Regions from separate parts of the Homo sapiens genome. Here region 1 is linked to region 2. The links are chromatin loops, found by intact Hi-C in ENCODE. Cell type or tissue: Calu3. All regions are shown on one strand. Links, peaks and the distances in the headings refer to the core of each region. The heading gives the core; the rest is flanking DNA.

What was found. A loop is a pair of places that touch in the nucleus more often than their neighbours do. Peaks named below come from ENCODE experiments on the same cell type or tissue, not always from the same donor. Only the 100,000 strongest peaks of a DNase experiment are listed, where the experiment ranks them.
Region 1: it touches region 2 in a loop (10-fold over the local background); 51 of 110 quality-filtered maps call a loop at or near these places.

The regions. Positions count from the first base shown.
Region 1 is chr7:90,307,759-90,318,437 of GRCh38, forward strand. CFAP69 (cilia and flagella associated protein 69) reads left to right here. Exons shown (of 23, transcript NM_001039706.3): 21 at 10-96; 22 at 1,505-1,609; 23 at 2,310-3,305. The coding sequence ends at 2,480. It overlaps FAM237B (family with sequence similarity 237 member B), which reads right to left. Exons shown (of 3, transcript NM_001384237.2): 3 at 9,049-10,679. Among named protein-coding and RNA genes, the nearest start is that of FAM237B, 8.2 kb to the right of the region's middle. In Calu3, for the core only: no CTCF peak of the experiment used is centred there; no DNase peak of the experiment used is centred there.
Region 2 is chr7:90,408,253-90,418,931 of GRCh38, forward strand. CLDN12 (claudin 12) reads left to right here. Exons shown (of 4, transcript NM_001185072.3): 3 at 3,755-3,797; 4 at 4,392-7,702. The coding sequence starts at 4,425. The coding sequence ends at 5,159. Among named protein-coding and RNA genes, the nearest start is that of CLDN12, 10 kb to the left of the region's middle. In Calu3, for the core only: no CTCF peak of the experiment used is centred there; a DNase peak (open chromatin) is centred at 4,809.

The sequences.
Region 1 (10,679 bases), core at 1,531-9,530, 100 kb before region 2:
TCATTTCAGATACAGGCCACGCACAAGCAAAGAGAGCTGGCTAATAAATCATGGGAAGATTTCTTGGCTAGAACATCAAACGCTAAAACGTTAAAGGTAGGATTTTTAATGTATTATAGTATCCACAACAAATAGCCAACTCTTACAGACAGACTTTTTCAGGAACAAATATTCATTCATTTTTTCCTAGTGACCTTTCCGTACAATACCAGCACTATTAGATGCTCATATGCAATTTAGAGTGATAAGTGAAACTGCATTTCACAGTTACAGAAGATGCTGCTTTGAGTTTCATTTGGTTTATCAGGGAGAAACAAGGCTGATGTTCTTGACCTACATAAAGAAGAAGATGATAGCCAGGAATGAGCAGGAAAATGTGTTCTGCTTTCCATTCTGAACCTGCTTATTCATTGATTTCTTTTCTGTGAGAGGCAAAGTAAAGGACACAAAGAGCAACTATCTTGTATTACTCTGTCCCCCAAGAGCTTTTCCCTCTGTGATCACCAAAAGAAGCATTATGTTAAACTTAAATGTGAACTGGGGATAAATATCCCTTTGTAGAAAAATGTGGTAAGCTACTTCAACTGTAAGCTAGAAACTAATCTAAAAAATGTATAGTGCTAATCGTTCACTTGAAATATGTGAGAAACACCATGGATTTCCAGAATTTCATTACTTTTCCCCACCCTTTTCCATTAATATCTTGGATACACTTTTTAAAAAATCTCTCCTTCATTTCTGATACTTTGGATAGACTTTACCTAATGTTTCAATACTTCCTATAGATATAAAATTGCTAAATGTTAAGTTAGTCCACAAGACGGTGGAACCATATTAAGATAGCAAAACCAAATTTAAGAACAAGCTCACTCAAGGTACCAAGTTATCTCCCTGTTCACTGAAAGTTCTTCCCAATTCTACTTATAAAATGTCTTCCTAACTGCCTGTATTTTTAGCACTAGTTAATGAAAATCAGCTCCTTTCCTGCAGGTCATTTATTACTTCACATTTCACTTGTTTAGTGTAGCAAATACCTTGAAAATAACTTCAAATAGCTTAAATATAACTGCAATGAATTACATAATTTATATTATTCTGAATGCTTAAAACATTTAAGTGTACTTAATCAGTTGGTAATTTATGCAATATGTTTTGCAATATGCATCACCTGATATAAATTTAATAGCTTATTAAATTATGTGCTAAAAATTGAACCTGATTTCTTCAGGATCTGCTTGACTCCTTGGTCATATATGGATTTCTTGGACTACTTCCAGAAATCTCTGGAAGACTTTTAGGTGACTGGAGTCTTCTTCAATGTGCAAAGTATCTAACTTACTAATAACTGTCTTTTTAGTCTAAATGAGTAAATGCAGATTTCAGCGCTATCTAATAAACAACCAAAGCATAAGCCAGACACAATTAAATATGTTTTTCATTGTAAGTACCATCATTACTGATTTAATAGCAATTAATATTTTCTTTCTAATTTAAAAATCCTCAGAAAGCAAAAAGCCTTCAAGAAAAAGCTATAGAAGCCTCCAGATACCATAAACGACCACAAAATGCAATATTTCACCAAACACATATTAAAGGCCTTAACACAACGGTAAGATTCTTTCTCCATAACATTTTCTTAATAGACATTAAATTTAGAGTGTTTGAACAACTGTGCAAATATACTGAAAACCATTGAATTTTACCCATTAAATGGATGGATTGTGTGGTATTGAATTATATCTCAATAAAACTGTTCAAAAAAAATTTTAAATTTAAAAATTAGAAGTTAAAAAAATTAATAAAAAAAAAACTTAGGCCCCCAAAATATTATGTCAATGGGATTTTCATCTCACATTTTTTCTTTTTGCTGTTCAAATTTCACATCATTAAGGCATATTTATCTCCAATGTATATCCACTTTTGCCCGGTTCTGGTTTAGAGTAGGCCCAGCCCTCCAGGATTTCTAAGAAACTGCTATAAACACTAGTCAGCTTATAATTGTCCTTATATCTCTTTAACAGAAAAGACGCAGTGCTTCCCCTTTTCCTGGCGAGTAGATCCCAAGTGTTCCTGGTATCCTCTGCTAGACTTAATTTGCCCCCAGTTACAAAGCTGATAAGCAATAGAAATAGAATTCAAACCTACTTTTCCTGGCTCCGATGCCCTTATCTTTCTATTATACCATAACTGCCTCCTAGTTATTCATTACATTTGTGTCTTTTCAAAAGTAAGCTGAAGGATGAATGAGTTTTTCTCTTGTTGAAAATTGTGTAAATGGACTTTTAGATATTTACCTTTTGCCTTTTTAGGTGCCCTCTGGTGGAGTAGTAACAGTGGAAAGCACTCCTGCCCGATTAGTAGGAGGACCTCTGGTTGATACGGATATTGCTCTTAAAAAACTGCCCATTCGAGGAGGAGCCTTGCAGAGGGTGAAAGCAGTTAAAATTGTGGATGCACCAAAAAAGAGTATTCCTACGTAATATACTATAGAGACTTTTTGAAATAAAGTCAGCTTATAATTTTTTAGCTGAATATATCTTTATACATATGTAAAGCCAATATTTTAGAATAAGTATTTTAGTATAAATATTTTAGTAAAATACTATAAAAATAAAAGGACATATAATTTATTTTTATGGAAAACATCAACATGTAATATCAGAAGAGTTGTCATCAGTTTCTTTGGAAAGGCTACCAATTTTACTAAGTGAAATTGTAAAACATAGTACATCAGTTAGGACTCTGTTGGTTGCATGTGAACTATTCTAACTAGTTTAAGTCAGAAAAAAAATTTCTTACAGGCTCTATACCTATCAAATCTAGGAGGAATTTAGACTACAGGCATTGCTGAATCTAAGGACTAAAACTATATGAGTAGGATCTTCTCCTTCCCTAGCAGCTCCTGGCTTACATTCTCTTAGGTTCATGCCTGTGTCTCTGTGGTTTCTGCAGCTGCCTATGCATCTCAGGACCCCTGATTGCCCACATGCCTACGGTAGTCCTGAGCCATTCACCATGACTTTGGCCATGGCTGAGTACTGCCTATTCCTGGAGCCAGAAGCAGGGCAACTCCATCCAAAACATATGGATAGAGTGGGGAATCAGGGTACTATTATCAGAAGCAAGTATATATGAATATTGGGCAGCAAGATAAACAATAACTCTGCAACAAGTATGTTGGTCAAAATAAAATTATGTTTTCTCTGCTATAAAAGCAAATGTTAGTCATGAGCCAAATGGTAAAAAAGAAAAAAAAATGCAGCTGGTTTTACTCTTAATATATAAATATACAAAGCAAACTCTAATGCTACTTCTCTTCTTTAATGGGGAAGGGAAAGGTGTAATGGGGGAAGTGTTTTCCCTCATTTGGTAGTAGAGGTATCTTGTCAAAGAATAGGAGATAAATGCCTTTATGCTGGACATAGAGCAAATCTGTGTCCCTGGATGCCCTTATGAAGTCTCCCTCTCCTGCCTTCATTCCCTTCACACCCCTCCTCCAGCCTGGAAGCCACAAAGGACATGAGTTCATGTCCAGGAATCAGAGAGACAAGGACCTGTTTCTTAGGAAAATAAACTGGAATTTGAGTCTAGATTCTGGGCCCATGGGGCACACTCAGCAGTGTACTGGTAAATGGATAACTAGCTTTCCAGGAGGGAAAAGCCCTGATTTACATCATGTTCTCACCAATTCACACAGTATAAATACTGCCACTATTACCAATCTCAAGCTACCAACATGATGCCATTGAATACATGGTTGGGAAAACATAGATAGGTTCTTTCATTATTAGATAAGAGCAGGCTCTATCACCTCAATGTACCCACATTTTCCTCCTTCTTCTTTCCTCCTCCTCCTCTTCCTCCTCTTCCCCCAACTCACATTCCTCTAGGGATTTTCCATTATCCTGTCTGTGAAGACAGTAGCATCTTCATTGAGAGGTAGGGGTTGCAGCTCTTGTCATTGTTCTAATTAGAATGAGTTGCCAGTTCACCTTAGATTGGCGGCTTCTCACCCTGGCCCAGATGCCCATCCTCTTGTGCCCCATAGGAGTAGATAACATGCATCAGCTTATCAGTGAGCTTTGTTCTCTCCTGAATCCCTTTCTCTAGTCTACCACCTTCAAGAAGATATTAGAAGGCATAATTTGTTTCTTTCCTTCACAGGGAACCCTAAGCATGGGTAGGAGCATACAACGAGATGCCCATACAAAAAATACCAGATACATCTTAGGTACACTTGAATTGATGTGAAGTGTCCATGGCTAACAATGAATCTTTGCTCCATTTTGTAGACTATAAGCTCTCTAAGAACAAGGTAGAGACCATATCTCATTAATTATTGTACTTAGTATCTCCGGAAATAAATTATTAGATAATGTGATGGTGGCCTCAGCTACTGGCAGTCTTTCCCTTGAGCTCTGCAAATGCAGCAAAGTACTGAGCTCAAAGGGAAGATTCAGCCAACAAAATACTACACAAGTAATGCTCAACACAGACAACATGTTAGTTTAAATGTATTTACTTCATAACATGATAGATTTTCTCCAAAATGGTGAGGCATAAATACTACTACATGAATATAACCAAGGTGTGGAAATAGTATTACTTGCTTGAGTATCATTTTTGTATGTAGTACAACTAAATGTCTCAGATTGATTAGGACTGTAATCTAGACAATTTCTGATGTCTGTGAACCTTTCTTCTTCCATGTATTTTGCCCATCAGCAAGAAGAAAGGTAAAACAGGGCAGATTATTATGTAGCAGCTATTTAATAGACAAATAAGTGTAAGTTGATGGAAAGCAGTAATGTTCCTTAATACAGACACTTGCACTTGGTAGACAGATTCACCCAAGTTTGCATATTATAATTCCAGCCACCACACAGTGAGTGAGTGACTCTTTCTCACAATATCACTAACTCTAAGTCTCTGTCTCTCATCACATCCTATATTCTCACACCACCCCTGAGCCCTAGGGGACATGATGCCTACCCGATCCTGCCGGCTGAGAGAAGGATGGTATATTTTCTTACATTAGTCAGGTGAGACAAAATTTGAAGCTTTCAAACTGAAACTTTTACTAACCAACTGAATGAAAAGGAAGTCAAAAGAATAAAAGTGTGGAATTCAGTGAGCACAGATAAAAGTAGCTTCAACAATCTCAGTAATGAGACTTTTACCACATGGGGGAGCTCATTCTAGCATGGTTAAACTAATTGTCAGACAGTGCTGACTTACATTGAGTGAAAAATTAGTGAATAATTAGGTGAATAACTTTCATCCATCTGGCATCATCAGTCTGCCTTATGGAACATAAAGTATTTTATATACAACTATATTATCCACCTTAAGTCTTTTGAGGTCAGATATCCAGTTTCTTTCATCATTCTTCTGATAATGTAGTTTCTAGAATGTATGAATCTGGTCAGCTCCATCTGAAGTGCTACAATTTGTTAATACTCCTCTAAACTGTGACCAAACAGATCAAAGATTTTTCAGGTGAGCAGGATCAATGTAGTTCCTCTCATTTTTACACACATTCTGCCAACACAACCTTAACTTACATTAGTTTCATTAGCAACCATTTTTTATTGCTTATATTTAGTTGCCTTTCAAGGAAAATGTCAGGGATGCTTTCTGAGAAAGAATAGCAGACCCTGACATCCAGGAACTGTCCTGGTACTATCAGGTCAAAATTCTATAGATAGACCCAATACCCCAACTTTGGTTTCCAGTATCATTCTCCAATAAAATGAGCCAGGGCTTCTTGGAGAAATGGCTAATTCTAAGGCTGGCGCAGAAATATATGAGTCTGGAGCATCTTACTGAGCTCCCAGTGGCCAAAGCTGGAATGATTTGAACAAATCAATAATGTAGTGTTGGATTATAAACCAAAGTATAAACAAATGTTCATAAATCCATACTGATATAAATAAATGATGAAAGGAAGGGAAAAAAGGAAGGAAGGGAGAGAGAAAGTGGGGGAAGCCTCCATACAAAGAATTCTAAATGATTTATGTAGATATTCCCTCCTCAAGAAGGTAGAAGATAACTACCCATTCTCAAGTATGGGTTATGCTTAGTGACTTCTTTCCAGAGGATGTAATATAGAAAGAAAGTGGAAAGAAACTTTACAATGAAGAAAACTGGCAAACACTACCTAAGCCAAGGTTAAACACCACCAATGGCAAGTCACGTCAATGACATGTGCCTTTGATATGACGTGTTGAGTATGATACTTTACCTCTGTGGTCTTCATCCCAAAAACCTATAATCCCAGTCAAACAAAGACATCAGGCAAACCCAAATTGAGGGGCATTTTGCAATATACCTGACCAGTACTCAAAATTGTCAAGGTCATCAAAAACATGGTCTGAGACATTGTCACAACCCACAGGAACCTCAGAAGACATGACAACTCGGTGTAACGTGGGATCCTGGAACAACAATAACAAAAAAGGAGCTTAGGGAAAAACTACTGAAATCTGAATAAAATAGGAAGTTTAGTTAATATTGTATTGGTTTCAGTGTATTAGTTGTGACATATATAATGTTAAGATATTAACAATAAGAATAAACATGGGGCCAGGCACAGTGGTTCAGGCCTGTAATCCCAGCACTTGGGAGGCTGACTCAGGCAGATCACTTGGGTCCAGGAGTTGGAGACCAGCTTGGGCAATGGAGTGCAATCCTGACTCTACAAAAAAATACAAAAATTATTTGGGAGTGGTGGTGTAGACCACAACCGTAGTTCCAGCTATTTGGGAGGCTGAGATAGGAGGATCAATTGAGCCCAGGAGGTTGAAGTTGCAGTGAGCCGTGATTGCACCACTGACAGAGCAAGACCCTGCCAAAAAAAAAGAAAAAGAAAAAAAAATGATGAGAGGTATATAGGAACTCTGTACCATCCTTGCAACTTCTCTGCAAATTTAAAACTTTTTTTTTTTTTTTACAGTTTGGTATTTTTTATTATTATTATACTTTAAGTTTTAGGGTACATGTGCACAATGTGCAGGTTAGTTACATATATATACATGTGCCATGCTGGTGCGCTGCACCCACTAACTCATCATCTAGCATTAGGTATATCTCCCAATGCTATCGCTCCCCCCCCTGCTTTAAAACTATTTTAAAATGAAAAGTTTATCAAATTTACAAGAAGAAAAACATTAAAAAGTGGGCAAAGGACATGAACAGACACTTTTCAAAAGATGTCATACATGGAGCCAACAAGCGTATGAAAAAAAAGCTCAATATCACTGATCATTAGAGAAATGCTATGAAACCACAATGAGATACCATCTCACACCAGTCAGAATGACTGTTATTAAAAAGTCAAAAAACAACAGATGCTGGCGAGGTTGCAGAGAAAAGAGAATGCTTATACACTGTTGCTGGGAGTGTAAATTAGTTCAACCATTGTGGAAAGCAGTGTGGCAATTCCTCAAAGAGCTAAAAACAGAACTACTATTCGACCCAGCCATCCCATGACTGAGTATATGCTCAGGGGAATATAAATCATTCTACCGTAAAGACACACGCACATGAATGTTCACTGCAGCACTATTTACAATAGCAAAGACATGGAATCAACCTAAATGACCATCATGACAGACTGGATAAAGAAAATGTGGTCCATATACACCATGGAATGCTATGCAGCCATAAAAAGAATGAGATCATGTCTTTTGCAAGAACATGGATGGAGGTGGAGGCCATTATCCCTAGCAAACCAACACAGGAACAGAAAACCGAATACCGCATGTTCTCACTTAAGTGGGAGCTAGATGATGAGAACTCATGGACACAAAATGCGGAACAACAGGCACTGAGGCCTACTTGATTGGTGGAGAGTGGGAAGAGGGAGAGGATCAGGAAAAATAACTATTGAGTACTAGGCTTAGTACCGGGGTGACAAAATAATCTGTACAACAAACCCCCGTGAAATGAGTTTACCTATAGAACAAACCTGTATGTGTACCCCTGAACCTAAAACAAAAGTTTAAAAAATAAACAAAATTAAAAGTTTATTTAAAGTTTAAAAAAGATTCTGGCCAGGCTTGGTGGCTTACGCCTGTAATCCCAGCACTTTGGGAGGCAGAGGCAGGTGGATCATCTGAGGTCAGGAGTTTGAGACCAGACTGGTGAACCTGGTGAAACCCTGTCTCTACTAAAACTACAAAAAATTAGCTGGGCATGGTGGCAGGTGCCTATAATCCCACCTACTTGGGAGGCTGAGGCAGGAGAGTCACTTGAACCCGGGAGGCGGAGGCTGCAGTGAGCCAAGATCACGCCATTGCACTCCAGCCTGAGCAACAAGAGCGAAACTCCGTCTCAAAAAAAGAAAAAATAAAGATTCGATAGAAACAGCAGAGGAACTTTAGACATAGATAATTATTATCCCTTGTATCATCTTATGAAGAAATATTTGTGGGGTCAATATTAGATCCTTTGCCACCTTTTTTCTCCTCAGCCTTAAGCTCTCTGAAAAATAATCGGTTATGAGCTAAGCCAAATGAGCTCAGCATAAACCCAAAGCTGTGAAACTGAATCTTTACCATGGTACCACTGCAAGAATTGGTGGTTTGTTTTTTAAAATGATCTCTAGACTGTCAAATGATTTTGAATAGGACAAAAGAGAAATACATATTGTCCCAATTCAGCTTCATTTTGACCACCTTCTTTTTTATCTTCTATTTTGATATCATAAAATTGCTTTTGAATTAGATCTTTCAGTCTATCCCTGCATTGTCCCACTTCAGTGTCAACTCTGTGAGTCAAAGATTACGTCTGGATTGTTCACTAATATACCCTAAAGCTTAATGAATATTTGTTGAATGAATGAATGATGAACAGAAAGAAAAAGTTTTTTTATATGCAGATGACACTATTTGTGCCAAAAACGGGGAGGAATTTACGGTATGTAATCATCATCAAAAAGCTTAAGATGAGTTGTTTTAAAACCAGATTGCCCAGTTTAGCAAATGTTCTTATTTTTAACCCAATGTAGTATGTAAATTCAATTAAAAGAACTAGAAAACCATTTTGCCATTAACTGGAAGACTAATTTTATTGATTTAAGCTAAAATGTTTATCATCGCTGCAATAAAATTGTCATGACAACTATGAGTGATTGAGGACAACTGGTTGAACAATTTTTTAGACTAAAAGTACATGGTCTCACTTTACAGCATTGAACTTTTGAGCTTCAATCATTTGCCCACAGACTGTAAAAGAGAACTGTTTTTTTTGAGGAAAACTGTAATACTGCCTCTAGGTACCACTTCGGCTCCTCTGCAGGAAATGAATTCTAGGTGGATAGCTGTCAGGTCATTTTTTTTTTTTTAGACCAAAAGCAGTTTAATGATAAAGAACACAGATGTTCAATATGGAGATGAGAAAGGACAGGAAAGTTCTTGGCAAGATTAACTCAACTTTTTACTCCTGTCACATAAATGTGACTCCTCTCAAATGAATCATCACTTTTCGATTAGAGCTAAACAGTAATAAAGTGTCAATATGAAAATATGTTGAAATTTAAAAACTCATATCAGACTAATTATTTGTCATATAAATTCCACAAATCAAAAGCTTAATGGACATAAAATCACTCATGTTTACACGCTGTCTGGTCATTTTTATGAGAACATTAATTAGCCCTACCCTCCAACCAGTTGATTTTCTGAGCTTAGGGATCCACCCTTAATTGGCAAGATAAGAAGTTTTCAATCTAGGAAATTATTAGCCCTACAATCTTATATTATCTGCTACTCATGCAAAATTGGTTATATGAAATAATATTGCCGAACGCTATGAGGTCCTTTAATATTGAAAATTCCTAACCTGGGGTTTATGCAGCCCCCTGAAATTACATGCAAAATGTAATTTTAAGAGTGTTTATATATAAAACCCCTAATAAATGGTCTATACATCATCAGAATTTGAAAGTGGTCAATAATGCAAAGAACGTCCCTCCTTTAATTCAGCTTATTCTTGGATCAAGTCAAACCATCAGGCAGTTCGTTACTTGTTCAGTATTATTTTAGCCGATTTTAAAACTTTTTATATTTGAGTTTGAGTGTACTGGAATCAGACTGTAAAGGAGAGAATCTGTCATTGTAAGGATACTTGAAACCAGTGTTGTAAACCATGGTAGCCACTGTGAAAACCTATGGGTGAGATTTTCATTGATTCTTTGTCCTGGAAAAGGCTGGACCTCTGTTGAACATATGGTTTGGTTTTTCTTATAAGCATGTGAATCTTGAAACTGTTCATGTGTCCCTCTTCACTAGGAGAAGTGGGAAACAGACCAAATTTATAGGCACCCTTTATCAAAGGTATAGGCTTTTACGACATGCATTCAAAAAGTATTAATCTAAACCGTAACTCCATTGTATTACTTCCCTGTCTTCATGTCCCAATGTTCCAATTTCCTCCACTACTTCATGTTTTCCTTTTCTTCGGTATATTTCTTTAAAGCTTCACATCCTTTTTGAAATAAGATGTGAGATATAAATAGGCAATATAAAAAATAACTCAGCTAACACAAAAATTCTATCAAATTGTACTTTACTGAAATGAAGTTTCTGTCTTTGTTTATTGTTCCTTTTTCAAAACAAAGACAATAAAAATGAGAACATAAAAAGGTTTTAGTCCTTAATGCATAGAAAAATACTTTA
Region 2 (10,679 bases), core at 856-8,855:
AGCCCTTTGAAAGGTGGAGGTGGGGGGATTGCTTGAGCCCAAGAGTTCAAGACCAGCCTGGGCAACACAGCAAGACCCCATCTCTAGGGAAAACTTAAAAATTAGTCTGGCATGGTGGCATGCACCTGTTATCCCAGCTACTCAGGAGGCTGAGGCAGGAGGATTACTTGAGCCCAGGATCTCAGCTCACTGAAATCTAGTGAGCTGTGATCATGCCCTGCACTCCAGCTTGGGTGATAGAGTAAGACCCTGTCTTAAAAGAAATTACTTTATCTCTCTGGTGGGATATATGACTTATCAAATCATAGGCATTTGAAATTAAGAACAGGGCATACAAGGTGAAGTAGCCAAAAGAAGCTAGACATTAATTCCAGTATCAGGCCAAAATTTAGCTTAAGAATTAAGGTTAATAGTACTTCCCTTCTGAAAAAGTGCCGTGGTATCCTTGTTGACTCTGTATAGATAGGCCTCTGTCCATCCCTGAGATCTGAGCTAAGAATGCTTCATCAAAGGCAATTTCAGAGAACCAATATAATATTTGTATTGATTTGATGCAGAATATAGTTAAAAGCACTTACTACTGAAATATATATTGTCGTACCTCTCTTCATTAATGTCATTTGATAGTCTATAGGCTAAGAATTATAGGAATTTATTTATTTTTCTTAATAATTAATTTTTCTTTTTTTTGTAGAGATGGGGTCTCGCTATGTTGCCCAATCTGGTCTCAAACTCCTGGGCTCAAGCTATCCTCCCACCGCAGCCTCCCCAAGTGCTGGAATTACAGGCATGAGCCACAGCACCTGGCCTGGAATTTATTAATAATGGAGTTATACATCCTGATCTTGTTTCTCACTCCATTTACATTTCAGGAATCAGTGTTACAGGGCAGTTTGATTGGAGAAATCTCAATTACATTGAAATTCCAATTATTTCTATACTACTTTTGTTTTTTGTTCCTGTTTGTTTGTTTGTTTGTTTGTTTTGAGACAGAGTCTCGTGCTCTGTCACCCAGACTGGAGTGCAGTGGTGTGATCTGGCTCACTGCAACCTCCACCTCCTGGGTTCAAGCGATTCTCCTGCCTCAGCCTCTTGAGTAGCAGGGATTACAGGCACGTGCCACCATGCCTGGCTAGTTTTTGTATTTTTAGTAGAGATGGGGTTTCACCATGTTGACCAGGCTGGTCTGAAACTCCTGACCTCAAGTGATCTACCAGCCTTGGCCTCCCAAAGTGCTGGGATTTCAGGCATGAGCCAATTCGCCCAGCCAGTATATTACTTCTGAAAGCAAGAAGGAATTGTGATTGCATTAGGACTTTGAGTGGGTTATCTGAAGACTTCTGAAGCTTGAAAGAAACGAGGGAACCTTTTTCCTATGTCTTCACAACTTTAATCAAATCCTTATTCTCCTTCATTTCTCAGTCTTTAACTCCTGCCTGATAAATTTTTATGAACAGGTACCTTATTCACTTTGCTTAACACCTAACAATAATCACTTGATACGTAGTAATTATACAGTTGATTCACCACCAACACTTTGAGTTTACATAAGACAGCCGTTTCTTTCCACAAGTCTCTATAAACACATTGGGAGCAAGGTCCAGTTATCAGTGGTCTTGGTGTCTTTCCAGGGCCTAACAGAGTGTTTTGCATATGCTAGACACTCAGCATGATGTAAGTACTTGCTGAATGAATGATTGCTTCTTAGTAATAGCTACTTCCTTGTACAGTTCTTCATTACCAGTGGCCCACCTTTGTGAGTTACTGGGGTCTTTGTACAGAGCCCAATACTCGTTTATTCAAATAATCCTAGAATCACTTGTGTGCCAGGCACACAAGTTGTATGGGGGAGATAGACAGATGAATAAGCAAAGACCACCAGAGAGCTGTATCCTAGAGCTTGGCATTTCTAGTAGCTTTTTCCAGTGCAAACATTCTCAAATCTGTACTAGTTTCCATTGCTGTACTGAGGTGTTTGGTTGCCACAATTAAGCAAGACAGCTTTTTCCCAATTTGCTTGAAAAAAATACTGTAATTAGTCTCTCCCTTTCATAAAATTTTCTTAAGAAATTGCTACTTCTGATAATACTGACAGAAGGTAACATAATAAATACTAAACTAATACTAATGGAAAAACTTAGAACTAACCATGTTTAACTTGAGGGCTTTAAAAATGGTTACTTGTGCTTAAACTCTGATTTTTATATTGTACATTTATATATGCTATTTGTGTATATTTGAATATATGTATGTACACATAGGCATTTTTTTGGTTAGTAAAATTATTCTGGCTGGGCGCAGTTGCTCATGACTATAATCCCAGCTTGTAATTTCAGCACTTTTGGAGGCCAAGGCAGCAAGATTGCTTGAGGCCAGGAGTTCGAGACCAGCCTGGCCAACATGGTGAAACCATGTCTCTAAAAGAAAGAAAAGAAGAAAGGGAATAAGAATTGTGGGGGTGGAAGGAGGAGGGCTGGTTCACACCTGTAATCTCAGTACTTTGGGAGGCTGACGCTGGTGGATTGCTTGAGCCCAGGAGTTCGAGACCAGCCTAGGCAACATGAGAAAACCCCGTCTCTACAAAAAATACAAAAATTAGCTGAACATAGTGACGTGTGCTTATGGTCCCAGCTACTCAGGAGGCTGAGGTGGGAGGATCGCTTGAGCCTGGAAGGTCAAGGCTGCAGTGAGCCATGATTGTGTCATTGCACTCTAGCCTGGGCAACAGAGTAAGACTTGTTTCAAAAAAAAAAGAAAGAAAAAGAAAAAATTATTCCTATATTATATGACTAGATTAAATATACAAATAACATTGTTTTCTAAAGAACATTGTGCCCTCCCACTGGAATTCATGCAACAATCACATTCTAAGCCAGCTTCCTAGCATTTTGGTCATAATTGTCTTTCTGATCCTGAAAGCTTGGAAACACAACTTCACCATCCCAGCAGATGTTTGATTCTGCAAAGGTTGATGGAACTGTATTCAGAAATAAAAATTATTCTCAACCTTGCCCCTTCATCATGCTCTGAACAAAAAAGTAAACCTTACTGAAGTAGTCTGCTCTATTGCCTCATAGTAGGCATTATAGAAGGCAGAGAAAATACATTTGAGTCCTGCTTTGAGAGTGAATATCAGACCCTTGAGGAAATTAAAGCTGAATAAGATGCAAGCTTTTTATAGTTTGCCATATACAGAAAAAGAACATGGCCTTTTAATTTGGAATGAAAGGCCTGGCGACTGTTTTTCTTATAATAGCATTAATAGAAATAGGTTGTCGTTACTTGAAAAATGTTTGCATTCGTCTTATATGAACAGTAGTAGTAATAACCAACAAGTGCTGTAGATTTCCCTGAAAATCTACATCTTGAATCAACAAGGAAGTAATTGGGTCATGTTGAATCAACAAGGAAGTAATTAAGCAGAATAATTTCAGGGACCATTGTTCTCATCTTTTCATTTGACTGACTCATTGGAGATGAGCTCATTTACTTTTTATAATTTCCTAGTGTGCCTAGTACATAGGAATGAGATCAGTTTGTTTTTTCTTATTTAACATTCATTCAATGAATGTTCTTTGAACTCCTGTGATGTGCCAAGCAGTGAGCTGGGTCACTGAATGCTAAGAAGTAGTTAACACTTGGCATAGCATTTGTTGTGTTCTAGACATGTTTTAAGCACTTGACATTATATTATCTCATTGAACCCATAGAACAACCCTGCAAGGTTGGCACTGTTATTTTTTCCATTTCACAGATGAAGAAAACGAGGCACAGGGAAGTTCTGAATCTGGCCCAAGGTCAGTGAGCTAGTAAGTGAGGAGATGGGGATTAGAATTCAAGCAACCTTGCTAAGAGTTGACTCTCAACCATTCCCCTGTCCTGTACTGCTTCTTTCCCTACACCTTTGCTTTTTATGAGCCACCTTCACCCCTGCTGCATGAGCATTTGAGGCTGAATTTGTGGTGTTTGTAGCTAACTGATGATTGATGAGTGGGCCCTTGCTGTGTGAGTGCCTGACACATACAGAGTGCTTGATGTATATGTGTTGAAAGAACGATTATTGACAAAAAGAAGATTGAAGGTGTGATTGTAAGAGACTTTAACATTATCTTGGTTGTTTTTTTAATTGTGAAGAAAAATACCGATGGCTAAAGATTTTAGTTGCTCTATGACCCAGTCAGTAATAACCAAATGTGTGTGCACCTGTGCTCTGAGGTCACACACACCTGCATGTATATACATTTGTACTGTACAGAGAGGAAACAAGGGAGAGACTTTCCCTCTTTGCATTGACATTTCATCATTAGATGTGTTGCCAGTTGGCACCACCCTTCCTGCTCTGTTCTGCTATTGTCCCCTCATGATTTGTCCTCTTGTGTGTCACCCCCTAGTCTGACTGACAGTACTCCACAAGCTTGCCTGCCATGGGCTGTCGGGATGTCCACGCAGCCACAGTCCTTTCCTTCCTGTGTGGAATCGCCTCAGTAGCAGGCCTCTTTGCAGGGACTCTGCTTCCCAACTGGAGAAAATTACGATTGATCACATTCAACAGAAACGAGAAGAACCTGACTGTTTACACAGGCCTGTGGGTGAAATGTGCCCGGTATGACGGGAGCAGTGACTGCCTGATGTACGACACTACTTGGTACTCATCAGTTGACCAGCTGGACCTGCGTGTCCTCCAGTTTGCCCTACCCCTCAGCATGCTGATCGCCATGGGTGCCCTGCTGCTCTGCCTGATTGGAATGTGCAACACTGCCTTCAGGTCCTCGGTGCCCAACATCAAACTGGCCAAGTGTCTGGTCAATAGTGCAGGTTGCCACCTGGTGGCTGGGCTGCTATTTTTCCTGGCAGGTACTGTGAGCCTCTCCCCATCTATCTGGGTCATCTTTTATAACATCCATCTGAACAAGAAGTTTGAGCCAGTCTTTTCATTTGACTATGCAGTGTATGTCACTATTGCTAGTGCTGGGGGCCTGTTTATGACTTCCCTTATACTATTTATTTGGTATTGTACATGCAAATCTTTGCCTTCTCCTTTCTGGCAACCATTGTACTCCCATCCACCCAGTATGCATACTTACTCACAGCCCTATTCAGCACGCTCTCGCCTCTCTGCCATTGAAATTGACATTCCAGTAGTTTCACACACCACTTAATGGGGAAATAGTTAATTGTTAAAGAAAACTTCTTGTAGCCTCACATTCCCCTTGTGCAAAGAGCTCTTTTGGACCTACATACATTTTCCTTTGTTTTTGACCAATCAATGAAGCCAAATTTATATGTCCTAGTAGAATGAAGTGCTGCTAGTTTTTATGAGAAGTATATTATATTAAATGTGAATTTTTTAAATTTTGCTTCTTATACTGGAAGGAATTTTAGCCTTCATATTGATATCTAATTAATTATTTAAGTGGAAGAGGCCTGCATCACAATTGAGGTAATGTAGAGCAACATGTTAAAGAATGATGGTTAGCAGAAGCTGTTGTATACAATCTTCATGAAAATTTCAGTGTGTATTTTTCTTTTTCTATAATACCTTTAACTGCAAAGAAAAGGCAGTTTCAAATATAAGAAATTTATTTCAGGTAAGGGTAATATTTTAATAGTAGTCAATAATCTAGCTTAAGGCTGTAACTCTTCTATCGGGGCTAATTGTATGAATAGGTGTCAGTATGTTGAAGATTACTTTCTTTTGTGACTTTCTTCTACCTCATGCCACTGTTTAAAAGTAAAACGTATTTTAACGATGTTAGAATAAGACTACCATTCTAAATATCACCTACTTATGAATAACATGTAATAATTTTTAACATTAATGATTCCATAAATTGTATTATTGGGATTAGAATGTGCTTTATGACAGGTTAGTGTTTCCTCTGAGGCAGAAAACTCTTTTTTGGAGATATCTTCCATCAAGCAGTACTCGTGCCCATATACAATCTCTTAGTGGCTAGGAGAAATAAATAAAAGGGCCATAATGGTTTGTTCTCTTTCAGACATAATTTAGTAGGGGACAAGAAGTCTGTTCTTCAGTGAGTACACTAGAGATTTACTCTGGTGACTGCCTTTTGAGTTATGGGTGAAGTAAGGTATGGCTTTACCATAACCTTGATTCATTCACCCTTGATTCATTTCTCGCCCCCGTCACTGATTATTTCCTTGAGCATATATCTCTGCCTAACACTTTAGTAGGTGCTATAGAGGATACATGAAAAGTATGAGATCTGGTTCCATCCAGTAAGACATTTTAATAGAGAAGATCAAAATGTTACCTGGCAGTTGGGGAATAATCTGACTTCGTTGGCAGTTGGCCTTAACTTCTTAATCATTGATCCAGGAATATTTCAACCAGAGACACAACTTTCTGGCAGACAGACAAATTGTACAACACCAACAATATCCTGGACCTTGAAATTCTGTTTACTTCAGTCCATTGTATCCTTTAAGGCACCTGTGCTAGCCTAGATTTTGTAATAACACTGATTTATGAGAATGGACAAAAGTGGTAGGGAAATTGTTCCCTCTCCACTTCTGAAAGTATGATGATGTATTAAGGATGGAGGAGTTATTAAAAATGTCTCTTCTGATGAGGTAACAATTAGATGAAACCATGTTAAAGCTGAGATGAACACTTAGAAATTCAGGGATATTGGGTCTTTAGCCTTATGAATTTGAGCTGCTTATTTAATTGGTGTAATTTACTACATATTAGTACTATATTCGTAAGGATTTTTTATTAACCATTACAGATTTTACAAACAGCTAGTTATATGGTAAACAGATTATTATGCCTTTTTGCAATTCTGAATATGATTCTAGTATTTGTGTAGATGTATTTGGTACTTTTTCCCCTAATTCCAACACTAGTTTATATATATAGCGAATAAATCTAGTTGTATAAATTTTTAAATGCCGTCAGTAGAAAGCACACAAGGTTATGATTTTTTTAATTACTGGCTTCTGATTTCTTTCACTTCTGATCCTTTTCCTTTTTCTCAGATGTAGCTGAGTCTTGATCATTTTAAGACAACGATGGGTAGAATTTTGAGATTAATGTTAATTTTCCCTTTTTGTTAATTTCAGTCCCCTCTCACTATGCTTTTGTCCAGAAGGATCAAGAATTCTACCATCCCTTGGGTCTTTGTGTATAAACAATGTTAAATAAAGGTAGACTCAGTCTTTAAGATATTAGACAGTTTTTTTAGTCCATGGGATTGTAAATATAAACATTAACTTTCCTATAAGAATATTTTGGCTTTGTAATCTATAGCCTCAAATTGGTATTTATTATGGATTCACTAGACAAACAGCTGTTTCCTTATTGTCTTTTTTCTTTAGTGTTTCTGATTTGCTATCAGTAGCTGTTTTTAAAGCCGTCCAAGGAAAATAATTATTTACAGTTTTTGAAGTCACTTTTGAGCCCTCATCAAGCTCTCATTGTGATGGGAGGGATACCTTTTTGTTGTTAAAAGCCTATTATTGTTAAAGGCCTTTTATGGAAACCAACTTGGAAAACAACCTTAAATGTGGATGTATCAGATTTGGTTTATCCAGCCATGGGAGAGAAAACAAACCTAAGTTTACTTTACTTGTACATATACACTACAATGGATAGTATATTTGCTGTAAACTACAATGTAAAACCTCAATAAAAGTGCGCTGTACTTCTTAATGTTTATTAAAAGATGTATTTTTACAAGTTTCTGCTTCTGTTTTTTTCCTCAGTGTTTTAAGGTGAAATATTTTGAGAAATGTTTCTCAGATATATGTAAATTGAAAAAGACAGTTCCATTTAAAGCTCTAAAACGTGTGAACTGGAAGGCTGGGTGCAGTGGCTCACGCCTGTAATCCCAGCACTTTGGGGGGCCAAGGCAGGCGGATCACTTGAGGTCAGGCCCTTGAGATCATCCTGGCCAACGTGGTGAAACCCTGTCTCTACTAAAAATACAAAAAATTAGCCAGGCATGGTGGTGTGCACCTGTAATCCCAGCTACTCGAGTGGCTGAGGCACGAGAATTGCTTGAACATGGGAGGTGAAGGTTGCAGTGAGCTGAGATCATGCCACTGCATTCCAGCCTGGGTGACAGAGACTTTGTCTCAGAAAAAGGAACTAGAAAGGAATTGGAAAACATGGAACTTTTATTCCACAAGTGCCAAGACGTTTTATCCATTTCTAAGAGTAGTCCAAGTAGTCCTGTGGTCCTAACAGTTCACTGGGCTTTTTTTTTTCTCCTTTTCTTTTTTTTTTAAACAGTCTGCAAAGAGACAAGTTGTGGGCCAGATTTGCCTCATCAATGGAGTTTTCTCAGCCTGTGATCTTAGAGACTGGGAGTTCAGTTCTCAAACAGTTAAGTAGAGGGAACTTTCCGTACTCTTCAAAGCTCGAGGTTACCAGGAGAAGTGGTCCTGACAGGCATGTCACCTCAACATTTCTGAAACCTGTGATGAATGTATAGTTTTGGATTACACCTGTGTTGGGGCAGTTCTTACATACACTTCTCACTGAAACCTGTGGCTCTGATAGGTTAGATAGCTGAGCCATATGTTGCACTGGAAATCAGAAGCTACTTCAAACTGGGTTACACTAACGAACAACAGTCCGTTCTGGACTGTTGTGCAGGTTCACTGAGGGTGAATAAATGGTAGAGAAACCATTCGGGCTAACCAGGTTCACCAGAGACTGGTTTACCAACCAGAAGTGAGAAATACATGTTACTTAGAACCATCAGACACAACCAGTTTTATCCAAGGCCCAGCACATCTTATTCTGCCAAAAAGTGAGGAAACGCTCAAAGAATCATGGGAGCTTATCAAATTTCACAGGCGCCAGATTGAAGGTGCTCCCATTGGCCAAATCTGGGACAATCTGAACATCAAAATAAATGATAGTAATGGGTTATAACTCATTGAATAAAATACAAATCCATATGTCCATGCTGATATAAATAGGGGAAGAAAGAAAAGCTCTTTCTTATAGTAAAATACCAAATAAAAAGTAGAGAAAAAAATGAGAAAAACATCAATGGGGTTAAAACTAGTTGAATTTTTTATGAGAGGCAGGATATTTGCTTAGTCTCAAAGTACAAAATGGCTTATTAATTTCAGAGAGGAAAATAACTTTATAGTGGATAAACTTGGCAACCTTAGCTGAGTGATCAAGTTTGTCACCAATAATAAGAAAAAGCAACATCATGCACTTTCTGATATGATGCAAGGAGAAGGCCACAATATTTCTGAGGTATTGCCTGAGTCTAATCTTGAAACATGCAGCTCATTGGTCCCATTTATGCTTTTTGTTTCCTTCTCTATCCTGATCTCATATCTCTTCATTTTTATAAAAAATGCATAAAAATATAGTCCTATCTCCAAAATATTTTATAAAATAAACTCTTTTAGGAGAGATTTTAAAAGAATTTGTGTCAGATCTTCTGTCCTGAAAAACTAAAAAGTCCCTGCAGAAGAGTTGTAAATCAAAGTCACAGAAACACAGGACTGGATGGTAACTTAATTAGCTGTTCCATTTCTGTTGGTTAGCAGTGTCTTCAATCTGAAAGCGTACTCACGTTACCCCACACATACTAGAGGACCCTTTCCAGGAGAGGTTCATTCCCCCTGTACCTGCTGGGTGGCTCATTACCCTCCAGCCCAGCCAGCTTCTATGTCAGTGCCATAGCATGCAAGAGAGCCCTTTGAACCTCACTGCAGGACTGTAGGACTTGGGGAGAAAAAGCACATCTATATCCTGCCTGGTGTTCATATCCAAGTCTGCTATTACAGGGAGATTTGGGTTGGTTTGTTGTATTTTGTTTCAAAATATGCCAACTTTTCAGGTTGTTCTATAGAAAATTGTATTCAGCAAAATTTGGGGAAGATAGCGAAATGGTTGATGAGAAGAAAAAGAACCTTTTTCTTATTTTATATGAAAAACCCAGTGTGACTGGACCTCTTAGCAAAAGTCTAGTAATCATGATTTTGGGGTGGTCTTATTAACCAAAATCCTCTTTAGAAAGATGGAATATATGCTTATATCTCCAGGATTTTGCTTTATAGGAAAAAAGGCACAGCTTCTCATTAAGAGAAAAGACATTATTGATACTTTACATTGTATAATACCTAGTGGCCTTGTTTCCAAGGTTCACTCTCAAATTGTTGAAAGTGAATCTAGTAAATAAATCTAGATAACTCACTTACATTTTTAAGTAACTTTTGTCTTTTTCTCCATGCCCCCTTTCTTGACCTCACTTTCAAAAGATAATCTTGTGGTGTGGAAGATCCAGGTGGCAGTTTAGCACCAGGAGGCTGCTGCAGGGAAACCCCAGGCCCTGGTAGCCCTTCTCTGGGGTGAGCCCATCTTCACCTTTGCTGGCCATGTGGATGAGGGCCGAGACTCAGCTAGTCCCTTGTGTTCCAGAACTGCTAACCTGCTTCTCTGGCTGCTTCTGCTTTAAGAGCTCAAAGGTAGCAGTGGAGTGCTGGAGCCAAGTGGTACTGGCCCACAAGAACCAGTGTGTACATCTCCTCCCAACTGCCCAACCTGTGACATCATATTGGTTGCTTGGAATTGGCCAGGGTGAAAGTACTTATGCTCTAGAAATTGTTAAATGCTGCAAGTTAGGGCTTTGCTTTGCCTTTTCCTGAGAGCTGATTATTAAACATTTACTGGCACACCGCTGCTT